Regions from separate parts of the Homo sapiens genome. Here region 1 is linked to region 2. Evidence: chromatin contacts called from ENCODE Hi-C data. All regions are on one chromosome and are shown on one strand. Each heading gives the region's core, a stretch centred on a gene start or an enhancer-like site at or near the end of the contact. The rest is flanking DNA. Distances are from core to core; before and after follow the strand shown.

Region 1 (5,724 bases), core at 1,862-4,361, 5.9 Mb after region 2:
TGGGTGCAGTGACCAACTATTTATTGGCTAGCTCCAAGTGGGACATATTGGCTATGTGGCACTAACTTATGGCTGTGGTCACCTCCAGGGTGGTTGGGATGATGCTCCCCAGGTTATGCTTGGGCACAAGGACGAGTAATTCAGACCCTGCCAAAAACAGCAAACCTTTTTCATTTACAATCTCGTTGGACACGTTCAGTATTCCAATGGTATGATCATTTAACTTCAATCTTTGTACCACAGATAGCTATTGAAGATGCTATATGGGATATAGAAGCCTTAACAAATTACACCCAAAAGGCCCTGAATGATGGCTACATGAGTTACCTCTTTGCCAAACGACGGGGTCATGCTTATGAGGAAAGCAGTGCTGCAAAATCATATGGCTTTAGATACACTAACGGCAGCACAAGGGGGCACTTGCACCAGAACAACTGAATGTTGTGTGTATATTCCAGAAAATGAAGAACATAACCCGGCTTATGACTGATATGAAAACCCAGATAATCAACCTGTCAGACCCAAAACCCTCACTGATTGGTTGAGCAGCTGGTTTGGATTCTGGGGAACTTGGTGGCACAAGCTAGTGCTTATAATAAGAACAATTTCTGATCTGTCCTGTTTTTGCTTATAATGTTGTTGTGGTATATGTTTGCAAATAAGTCCATGTGTAACTGAAAGGGCTAGGGTAATGACTGCTCAGAGAATTGCTCTAATTCAGGAGGCAGTAATGTAGCCTGACCTAGCTTCCAGTTTTGCCCTCCTTTTGTTGCTATAAGTCTGGCCTAGGTCCCTATACATTTTTCTTTTTTTCCTCTTTTTTCCTTTCCTCCCTATTTTTTATCTTCGTGGGACATGATCTCCTAGGAATGAGCATTCCTCGTGACGGAGGACTTGAACTTCTAGGAATAAACCATCCCAGCAACAACAAACCAGCAGGTGGGAAGAAAGGAGGAAGCAGCAACCTGAGGCCAGGAACCCACATTCCTTTTTAAAATGCTTTTCTCCAAAAGATTTTAAAGAAAAAAAAGGGGGGAAATGTGAAAGGAAATTAAATTTTGGGACGCCAAATTCACTTAGCCAAAGGGAAGAGTCAAGCTGGGAACTGGGTCACGCAAACCTGTCTCCCCCTTTTGGTTCCTAAATAAGATGGCTACAAGATGAAAGGCTACACGCCTCCCCCATATTTTGCCCACAAGGAGATTCCTGGTGAGCTGTTGAAATTTCACCATGGTGGCCAGGCGCGGTGGCTCACGCCTGTAATCCCAGCACTTTGGAAGGCCGAGTTGGGCGGATCACTTGAGGTCAGGAGTTTGAGACCAGCTTGGCCAACATGGGGAAACACCGTCTCTATTAAAAATACAAAAAGTAGCTGGGTGTGGTGGCACACAGCTGTAATCCCAGCTACACGAGAGGCTGAGGCGGGAGAATTGTTTGAACCTGGAAGGTGGAGGTTGCAGTGAGCCGGGATCACGCCAGTGCCCTCCAGCCTGGGCGGCAGAGAGAGATTCCATTTCAAAAAAATAAAACTTAACCATGGCAATGCAAATTGATAGCTTATCTTTACAGGTGCAGTCACCCTAGCCCATCTGATTGTTCCCCTACCACATTTTGTCTGCGTTATCTTATGTAAAATGCAGATTCCCCACGTTTTTCCTCTGCCCGTTTGTTTGTGAAAACTCTGCTTCTCAATACTCCGCCCTTTCCCCTTTAAATCTGGGGCCCTCAAAATCATTTTTGGAGAAAGGCGTAGACCTGTCTCCTGGGTGCGTCCTTAACTTTGGCAAATAAATCTCCTAAAATGATTAGAGACTTGTCTCGTCGTTTTCTTCGATTGACAATATATACACACATACATACGCATACACACACACATATATACGCGCACGCACATGCACACATATACATGTCCACACACATGCACACACACGTACATATGCACACATACACATGTACACATCCACACGCGCCCACACACACACACACACACAGACGTGTCTCACACCACAGCAGCCGCCTCGGGGGAGTCACAGCCCACGCATCCCCAACACTGCGGTCGCGCTCACTTCTCTTTCCACGCCCGGGGGGAGCAGCTTCCCCGCTGGGCCACGCTGACTCTGGGGAGGCGGGCGGGGCGAGACCACTTCTGGGGAGGACGCCCAATCTGGGGACTTTCTCTAGGTGCCCGGGGAGAAGGCGGCGCAGCAGCAAAGCCCTGGAGGGCCCAGTGGCGGAAACAGACGGACCCCTCGCAGCCTCCCGCCGACAGCGGCCCTGCCCAGGTCTCCAGGCTTCGATGCCTTCGTTGCTTTGTGCGGCGCACCCGCCTACGTCAGTTCCCAGTATTTAAACAAAACGTGTTCCTAGCTACGCAGCGCCAGGCAACCAGGCGGTTCCCACGCTTCCCCGAGTGGCACACCCTCCGCGCAGCCCACGCGGCCTCCCCACGCCCAGCTCCCGCCGGCCCCGCCTCGCGTCGTCCTTCGCCCCGCCCCCGTTGCCGCCCCCCCCGCCCGCACACTGCCCACCTGGCGTTGTCTTCACCCCGCTTACACGCCGCTCGCTTCGCTCTGGTAGTCGCCCACCTCGCGCTGCCCTTCTCGCTTCAGTCTTCGCCCTGCCCACCCACCGCCCACCTCGCGCCAGTCTTCGCCCCGCCCATTCACCGCCCGCCTCGCGTCAGTCTTCGCCCCGCCCAACCACCGCCCGCTTCGCGTCGGTCTTCACCCCGCCCACTCGCCGTTCGCCTCGCGCCTTCGCCCCTCCGCCGTTGTCGCCCCGCCCCTTCTTGCGTCCAGTCTTTGCCCCGTCCCTCGCCGTCGCCCCGTCCACACGCCGTCAGCTTCGCGTCTGTCCTCGCCCCGCCCACCTACCGCCCCCCTCGGGCCTTCGCCCCTCCGCCGTCGTTGCCCCGCCCGCCTTGCACCCCGTCTTCGTCCCGCCCCGCGCCGTGGCCCCGCCCACACGCCGTCAGCTTCGCGTCTGTCCTCGCCCCGCCCTGCATCATCGCCCCGCCCTGCATCATCGCCCCGCCCACACGCCGCCTGCCAGGCGTGAGTCTTCCTCCCGCTCTGCGCCGTCGCCCCGCCCACACGCCGCCACCCTCGCGTCAGTTGTCGCTCCGCGCCTGCGCCCGTTGTCTCCCTGCTCGCTCCGGGTCCCGGCGCCGCGCCATGTGGGCTGCGGCGGGCGGGCTGTGGCGCTCCCGCGCGGGTCTCCGGGCCCTGTTCCGTAGCCGCGATGCTGCGCTATTTCCAGGCTGCGAGCGGGGACTTCACTGCTCTGCTGTCTCCTGCAAGAACTGGCTCAAGAAATTTGCCTCGAAAACCAAGTAATGCGGCGGGGGCGGTGTCCCTGGGCGCGGTATTCCCTAGGGGGCGGTGTCCCCGGGTTGCGGTGTCCGCTCATCCGCGTTCTTGCGCCCATGCGGCCTAGCTCGCCAGTTCCTGCCTCCTGGGGTCTGCAGCAGTTCTAGCTCTCACTGTCAGCATTTGCAGCTTTTGTGTTCGTGGACGTGTGTCGGGTTAAGAAAACAAAGTGACAATGTGTGTTTATTTTGATTCTTGTCACCAGACGTATTTTTCAGAAGATTAGTTTCAGAAAATGAGGAAAAATGAAAAAATATAAGAATTTCCTTGCTAATGTTGACTTTCTGTGTGAATTTGAAGACTAAAGCTTGTCATGATAATTAGTGTTTTTAAATTATGAAAGATAAGTACAATAAAATACATTGACTTTTCACACTGCTTTTAGTTCTTCTAAGTATGGTAGGTGGTTGTATGTTTTCTACTTTAATACACTACTTTTAAAGACAGTTTTAGACCCTGCAGAAAAATTGCAAAAATAGTACCGCGTTCCTGTGTCCTGGCACCCAGCTCCCCCTGTGTTAGCGTCGGACTTTAGCTTCCAACGTGTTCCAGTTAATGAGCCGATATTGATAAGAGTGTTGCTAACTGAAGCTCATACTTTATTCACTTTTCCTTGGTTCTGCCTGCTGTCCCTTCCTGTCCCAGGTGCCCACCCAAGGTCCACGTTACATTGAATTGTCTTGTTTCCTTAGGCTGGGGTAGTGTCCCAGACTGTCCCTGGTTTTGATGGCTGTGCCAGTTTTGAGGGGTACTGGTCAGGTGCTTTGCAGGATGCCTCTCTGTTGGAATGTGCCTGTTTTTTTAATGCTTAGACGTGGATTATGGCTTTTGGGGAGGAAGACTACAGAGGTAAAGGCCATTCTCATCGCACCGTATCCAGGGTCCACGCTGGCCGTGATCCCCTGCATGAGGTGCTTGCCAGGTTTCTCTACCGTAAAGTTACTCTTTTTGCCCCCTTTCCTTACTGTACTCTGGGAGAAAGTCGCTGTGTGCAGCCCATGCCTAATGAGTGGGGAATTTTGCTCATAAGTGGTTTGCATTCTGCACAAGGGATATGTCTCTTCACCCCATGTATTAATTCATTCATATCACCAAGAACTCATGGGTTATAATCCCGTGTTACTTAGTTTTGTTCGAATGTTTCCAGCTCAGGCCCTTAGGAGCTCACTAAGCTCCTATGTCCTGTTTGCATACCCTGTCATTGTGGGGTTTTGCTGGGTTCTGTGTGTGTTAAACACTTTCCTACTTTCTGGCACTACAAGATACTCCAGGCTCATCTTGTGTGTTTCGTACCACAGCCCTAAAATCAGCCATTTCTCCAAGAAGCCCTCGTTCCTTTTATTGGAGAGAGAGATTAGAAACCATGGGTGCTGGGTGTGTTCATTGCTTCTGGGGTGTCTGTCTTTTGGGCCATCTCATCTGACGAAAGGATATATGTGTTTCTACTAACCCTTGTGTAAATATGCACCTATAAACATTTCCGTGTATAGCCATCTGTCTCCAACTCCAGACGTACTGTGTGGATCATTCTAGCCTCCTCTCCTTGCTGATCTGTAAGTCGCACTCCAATGGTGAGCGTGGCTCCCACCATCCATTTGCTTAATTGTTCAGTCTCAGTCTATGCCTATAACAGTATCTGAATCCTTTACTTGAACTTCCATGGGAAACATCTTTATCAATTAGCGTATAGTGTTTATGTGCAGTTTGGTAGGTGTCTTTTTAAGATCCTCTCTCTAACCTTGGGACTAGAAGTAGAATTTAGGTAAAAATTATGAGGTTGAATTAAAACCATCTTCAGCCTCTTCCCCACAACCCATGTTGTTATCAATTAAATTCTGAAATTTTTTAAGATGTCCAGTAATGTAACATCTAAGTTTAGCCCCCTATAAACAGTTATGGTATCATAACCTCTTAAATTAGCTTATGTAACTTTTTGACTTTGCCATCACTAACATAATGCTTATTTTCTCCCCAAAGAAAAAAGGTTTGGTATGAAAGTCCTTCCTTGGGTTCTCACTCGGTGAGTATAAGCCATGAGCCACTTTATAATCTTGATGGGAGTGAGGGTTTAAAAGTTGGCAAAACTCTTACCTGGAGGTCTTTCCATTTCTGTATTGGAGGGGATAGTGTCTATGTGGATGCGACTGGATGCCATTGGCAACATGGAGTTTTGATCTTTTCAAAAAAAAATGTACTGACATTAATGTTTTCTGGAAAGTCATATCTTTTATCAAATTATAATATGGTAATATCCATTCAGTTTTTAGTGTGTGTGTACTGTAAAAGTTTATACAATATATGGCTCCCATTCTGAAAAATAAATACATCACGTTTCCAAAAAATTACTGAATTATTC
Region 2 (5,647 bases), core at 1,065-3,564:
TATACATATTCACATTTTGTGTTAAAAGGGAACACTGATTCCTTAACAACATCTAATTTTCCACAGCGATATATTAAAATAACCACCTGCTTTGACCATAGTCAATCATTCTATTTTTAGCAGCGGACTTTTCTTTACCAAAAATAATGCATACATTTCCAAATCAGCTTGAAATGCAGGTTCCCATGCCAGGCATAATGACAGGCCCTCTAATTATATCAATCCAGGAAGTTCACTCAACTTACAAAGGATAAAAGATTCATCATATAAAAATCATTCTGCTTCCCCCTAATAGAGCACTATGTAAAGACTAATTTTAGTAATAGCAGCAAATTGATTAAAAGTTCAAGTTTCCTATTTAAATTCCTGCTTTTTCTCCTACATAAAAGAATTTTTGCAGGCATTGTCACCATTCTATTTGTGACAAGGCTTGTGGTATGTCTAGCATTATAGGTATTCAATTAAGAACTATTATCACAGCACTAAGCAACAGGGCTGGGCTTCTGAAAACAGGTAAGTGGAAGTAATGGAGACCTAGAGAGGACACAGGACATAGTTCTGGAGATTCAGGGGGAAAAAACAAGTAGTTCAACTAGTATGTAATAGACTCCCTTTGTGTGCTTAAACATAGACCATTGGTTTATTAGAAGGCAAAATATGCATGACTTTCCCTATTTATAAATCAAGGAGTCTTACAAGCAGAAAGATAATCCTCAAGAATGTAAACCATTCTTGGCATTATCCCTCCATCTGTAAACTAACTGCAGTGATGGGTACACAGCTAGGGAACAGCTCACGATATAATGAGAGGGATTTCATAAGGTACCATTATGCATGCTGATACTTCTGATGCACTGGCTCATTTTACTTCTTCACGCTGAAGATGCTTCTGGAAAGCAGATGAGCAAGACCTGGCAATGTAGATGGCAACTTAGCCTTGACGTTGGAGGTGCAGAAAGTGCTGCCCCCCACCCGCCAGACCAACCTGCCTGCCCGAGGTATCTGCTTGGGGGATGAGGGTGTCAACTGATAAGGTTTTGATGAACAGACTCTACTTCCCTAAGTTGTAAGGTCATGAAAAACACGAAGGGAGATTCTTGGTTACAGAAGAGCGAAAATACGAAGGCAGGGGCGGAGCACACGTGAATTTAGGGCACGCATCCCGGAGAAACGACCTCTTGGACCTGCACCTGTCCTGGCAGGTGCGCGCATCCCCGGCCACAGGCGCCGCAAGAAAAAATATTTCCCCGAGAGGCTACTCTATTTGTGTCATAACTTAGGGTACCCCACGTTGCAGGGTAGAAAGGATTTCCTCCGGTCGTTCTTCCATACCCTTCTCACGTTGAAGACGGCCACGGGCCTTGCGCCAAGCTGGACGAATAAAATACACGGTGAAGAGAGCGGGGCCGCGCAGTGACGGGCTTCCCGCCAGGGGACCCCACCCGCAGGCCCTACAGTCACCTGCACCCAAAGGCCCTGGCGCGCCCCCGGGCCGCGCCACCGCCCCTGCTGGGCCCGCGCAGCGTCTGGAGGCCGAGCCAGTGCTGCTGCAAGATCCGACCGCGTCCAGTCGCCATAGAGACAAGGAGTTCACCACAGGACCGCGCCAGGGCTGAAACGAAGAGTGCACGCACCGCCCCCACGCCCGCACGTCGCCACACCCCTTATGCGCATGCGCGCGTGAGCAAAAGTAACGGTATGCCCACCCTTGCGCAGACGGCACCGCGCCAGACACCCGCTCACAGAGCGGGCTTCTAGAAACTTCCGGGCCTCGGCTTCCTTACCCACCCCTAACATTCTGCCGCCTAGGGCGCCAAGCCAAGTTCGCGGCTTAACCATTTAGGAAACCGGTGCCTGCTTTGCAGCGGCCTCGTTCATCCCCACTTGCTGACTCTTTATTGTCCAGTTTTTCTGAAAACACAGTAAAACGCAAAAACTAAATCATTTGCCCACGCGGAATTGGCAAGACCACAGTCCAAGGGGGTATTTCCCACTGTGCACAGTCCTCTCTATAAGGATCAGGAAAACACGTAGATTGTAACTGCTAATTTGGCTTTTGCAAGTCCCGCCTGAACCACGTAGGGTGGGTGGTACCAATTCCCCCACCAACACCCCACTTTCCGCCGCTCCAGGGACGCGCAGCGTCTGCGCCGACGCTGGGCGCGGAGGCGTCTGGGGGCGCGGGAAGGACCTGCGCCGTGCTCTGGCCGCCTTGAATTGTGGGAGATGTAGTCTCTTTTGCGCGCCTCTTTGCCGTATCCCAGTTAAGAGCGAGGTTTTCAAACTACTATTCCCAGGAAGACGGGGGTTTCCCAGGTGACTTTGCGAAGGCATGGCGGGGACACTGTGAATGTCAGCCCAGAAGGTGATCAGAGCCTGTTAATTAAAATGGAAAGAAGACAGAAGGGAAGGTAGACATCAGGTTCTCCCTGGAGACTTTTCGTTTTCATTTACGCTGCGGAAACTGACGTTTTTGCCTAACACCCCATGTAATGTAAACGTATAGGCTTGAGTACGTGTCCGGCCGCATGTGTAGTGAACCCTAAAGCTTTCCTAATTGTAGTTAGCATCGTCCCTAAGCGGAACGATTTTCCGTGAACATGATTTGTACTTTTCTACGAGCCGTACAGTATACGGAGAAGCTGCACAGGTCCTCGGCAAAGCGATTGCTTTTGCCATACATCGTGCTTAACAAAGCGTGCTTGAAGACTGAGCCCAGTTTGAGATGTGGGCTTCAATATCAAAAGAAAACGCTGCGACCTAGATGTATTCTTGGAGTCACCCAGAAAACCATCTGGACGCAGGGACCGAGCCCCCGAAAAGCAAAGGAGGATGGCAGCAAACAAGTGTCTGTGCACAGGAGTCAGAGAGGGGGAACCGCCGTCCCAACATCACAAAAAGGTAAAAAGGAGTACTTTAATGATTGGGCTTTCAACAGACATGACAAGAGCTGCCAATGCCCTTTTATACCAAGTTCACTGCTAAAGGTGAAAAAGCAATTCACATGAATTTTTAAAAACCGTTTAAACATAATTTAGAACTAGAACATATAGATCTACAGTTTTCTTCACAGATTGGAACTCAGATGTGAAAGTTGATCTTGAATTTGATATAACTTTTTTTCATTATGTTTGGGAAATTTTTCTCAAGTTATATTGGCTCTGTTACATATAATAAAGAGTAATTGGATAGGATAAAAAGAGAGAGAGAGAGATTATTGACTCATAACTGGTAGGGAAAACTTTCACATGTTACCTGCAGTAATAGAAAAACATAAAATAGGGAGGATGGAATGTAAGTTGTCAGGGAAAGTCAGAGATGTATTCACAGATATTTTAAGATTTTTTTTTAATGTCTTCATTTCGCATGTGATTTGTAGGAAAAAAAAAGACAAAGCAATTTAGACCGCCATGATTATACCACACGAAGATGACTATTTTTAACATTTTGCACTTTCATACACATACCTTTTAATAATTTTTAACCCAAAAAATTGGATCATACCAATTGTTTTAGAGTCTGCTGACTATGCCAAAAACCTAGCTTTTCATTCATACTAGTTCAGCACGAAGGAACAACCTGTATGCAGAGGTGAAAGGCATAGAAGTGGCAAACAGCATGTGCATCAGGTCATCTGGCTCAGGCAACAGTGCTCATGCTTGCACTGCACACCAGGCCTGCTTAGGGACCCCTTCCCTCATCTGCACCCCATTCAGACGTGACAGTCCTTGTGGCTGAGTGAATTGATGGGAGCAACATTCCCAAATATGGAATATGCTGCGTCCAGAATTCAAACAGGCCTATGAAGCATTGTGGTAGGAGGTATAGGGTACAATTGTCTTTTACTTGGGAGGGCATGTCTTGGCACGCCCCAGTGTAGCCCCACGAGGTCGGCTCATGTGTTGATGAGCCTCTGCATCTTTGTTGGACCCACCTCTCACACTTGCAGCTTCTCTGACCAAGCCTTCTAACACACTTGCCACTTGTTACTTATGGGCTCTAACATGATGGCATAAATATAGTAGACAAATGTGATATTCTCCTGAATGTCCAGAACAGCATTATTCAAATAAAACTTTCTGCATAGAAATGTCCTATATCTGTGCTGTCCATTTGGGTAGTTCCTGGCCACTTGTAGCTATTTTGAGCACTTGAAATGTTGCTAAAACTTGTGACTGAAGAACTGAATTGATTTAATTTTAATTAATTTAAAATTGAACTGAAATAGCCATGAGTGGCAAGTGGCTACTGTATTAGACAGCCCAGGTCCAGAAGGTTTCAGTCCCTTAAGACTGTTATGATAGAGGGTGAGAGAATTAGCAAATCCTGGGCAGGATCATAAACATACACTGTTATTATCTGTTTCATGTTACTACAGACTACTGCTGCTGCTTCTGAATAGAAGGCGTTCTTCAAAGCAATGGCCAATACCATGAGATTGTGTTAATGCATTCCCCTGTAAAGTTACCATTTGTGGTATTACATGTGTACCCCGGCTGCCACTTGGTTGAGTTTGCAGTTAACCACTGTCATTCTCCAGCACCTATTTGTGTTTTGTAAAGGAAGACTGGTAAATTACAAGGGACCGTGATGGGGATCGCCATGCCTGTATCTAAGGTCTCTAAGAATACTCTGCCATTCCCCATAGATGTGATATCATTTTTAATTTCCTATCTTGGTCACCGAAAGGGCAGCTTCAGGGGCTTCCATTTGACTTTTCCCACTGCGATGGCTCTTAACCCACTTCCAAAGGAACTAAAGTGGGAGTTATTGTTGCCAGTTACTCAGTACATCCCCTTGATTTATACATTTGGAAATCACAGAAATTATTGCCAGGTAAGTCCCTGGACCCACCTGTGAGCTTCTTACATCCGGTGATGGAGGGCGGTCAGGGGGTCATCATGACTCTTTGGGTCCTTGGGTATCACTGTCAGCACAGACTATGTCCAAGTTGATAACTGTAGGTCCTTTTGGTGAAGGACGGGGGGAGTCAGTTACATACGCTTTCCTTCAGTAAATGCGTTCCAGGTCTGAAAACTGGTTCAGGTCCAGAAACTGGGGCAATGTTCAGGACTTTGCATTAGAGCAGCTGCCTTCAGCCTCAGGAATCATCTGTAGTTAATTTCTCATGACTGTGTAATTCAGAAGTAGCCTTGTCCGCTGCCCTTGTGTCTTCCCTTTGGAAACACTGTGTTCTAGTCATCAACTCTGTTGCTTTCTGTAGGTCAGACACTCCCGACTGCCACTCCAGCCTTGCCATTAGTTATGATGGTTGCACCCACCTTGGCTTCTGTTTAACACCCCAGCCTGGTCTCTGCTTCATAATTCTTTCATCTCCATTTCTGTCAGGGCATCCTGCTCTATAAAGATGTAACTGTGGCTTCCTTGTGGCTTTGGTACACAGTGTCCTCCTGTCCCTCCTAAGAACATAGTCAGCTGGTGGGTTTTCGGGCTTTATATCTTATATCTATGGTAGCATCCCCATTCTTGGAGGCTGTTGAGCCTTTCGTCCAGTTTGCCATGGCTGTTCTGTCACTTTTACTTAATGTGGACCATCACTGTCTCGAAGTTTCCAGGAGCAGACCTAGCCAGCTGCATATCAGTTCCCAGGGTGCTTGCCTGGTTGCTAAATTCATCACAGGAGCGT

What was found. Hi-C counts contacts between places; a loop is a spot of excess contacts on that map. Pooled maps may share reads with other maps.
Region 1: a loop to region 2 is called in a map of naive thymus-derived CD4-positive, alpha-beta T cell, with 36 times the contacts of the local background. The contact joins the promoter of RBFA here to the promoter of TIMM21 in region 2. A Hi-C loop is called at or near these places in 1 of 168 maps with a recorded cell type or tissue (naive thymus-derived CD4-positive, alpha-beta T cell), 1 of 37 single-sample maps with no recorded cell type and 9 of 50 pooled maps.

What each region holds. Positions count from the first base shown.
Region 1 is chr18:80,031,323-80,037,046 of GRCh38, forward strand. RBFA (ribosome binding factor A) reads left to right here and starts at 3,112. Exons shown (of 7, transcript NM_024805.3): 1 at 3,112-3,331; 2 at 5,346-5,388. The coding sequence starts at 3,174. It also overlaps a transcript of TXNL4A not described here. RefSeq lists silencers at 2,398-2,567, 2,599-2,755, 2,638-2,957, 2,968-3,047, 3,158-3,307.
Region 2 is chr18:74,146,209-74,151,855 of GRCh38, forward strand. It overlaps TIMM21 (translocase of inner mitochondrial membrane 21), which reads left to right and starts at 2,315. Exons shown (of 6, transcript NM_014177.3): 1 at 2,315-2,901. The coding sequence starts at 2,601. FBXO15 (F-box protein 15) reads right to left here and starts at 1,626. Exons shown (of 10, transcript NM_001142958.2): 1 at 1,462-1,626. The coding sequence starts at 1,577. RefSeq lists a silencer at 1,356-1,505 and enhancers at 2,196-2,315, 2,346-2,395, 2,476-2,565, 4,309-5,508.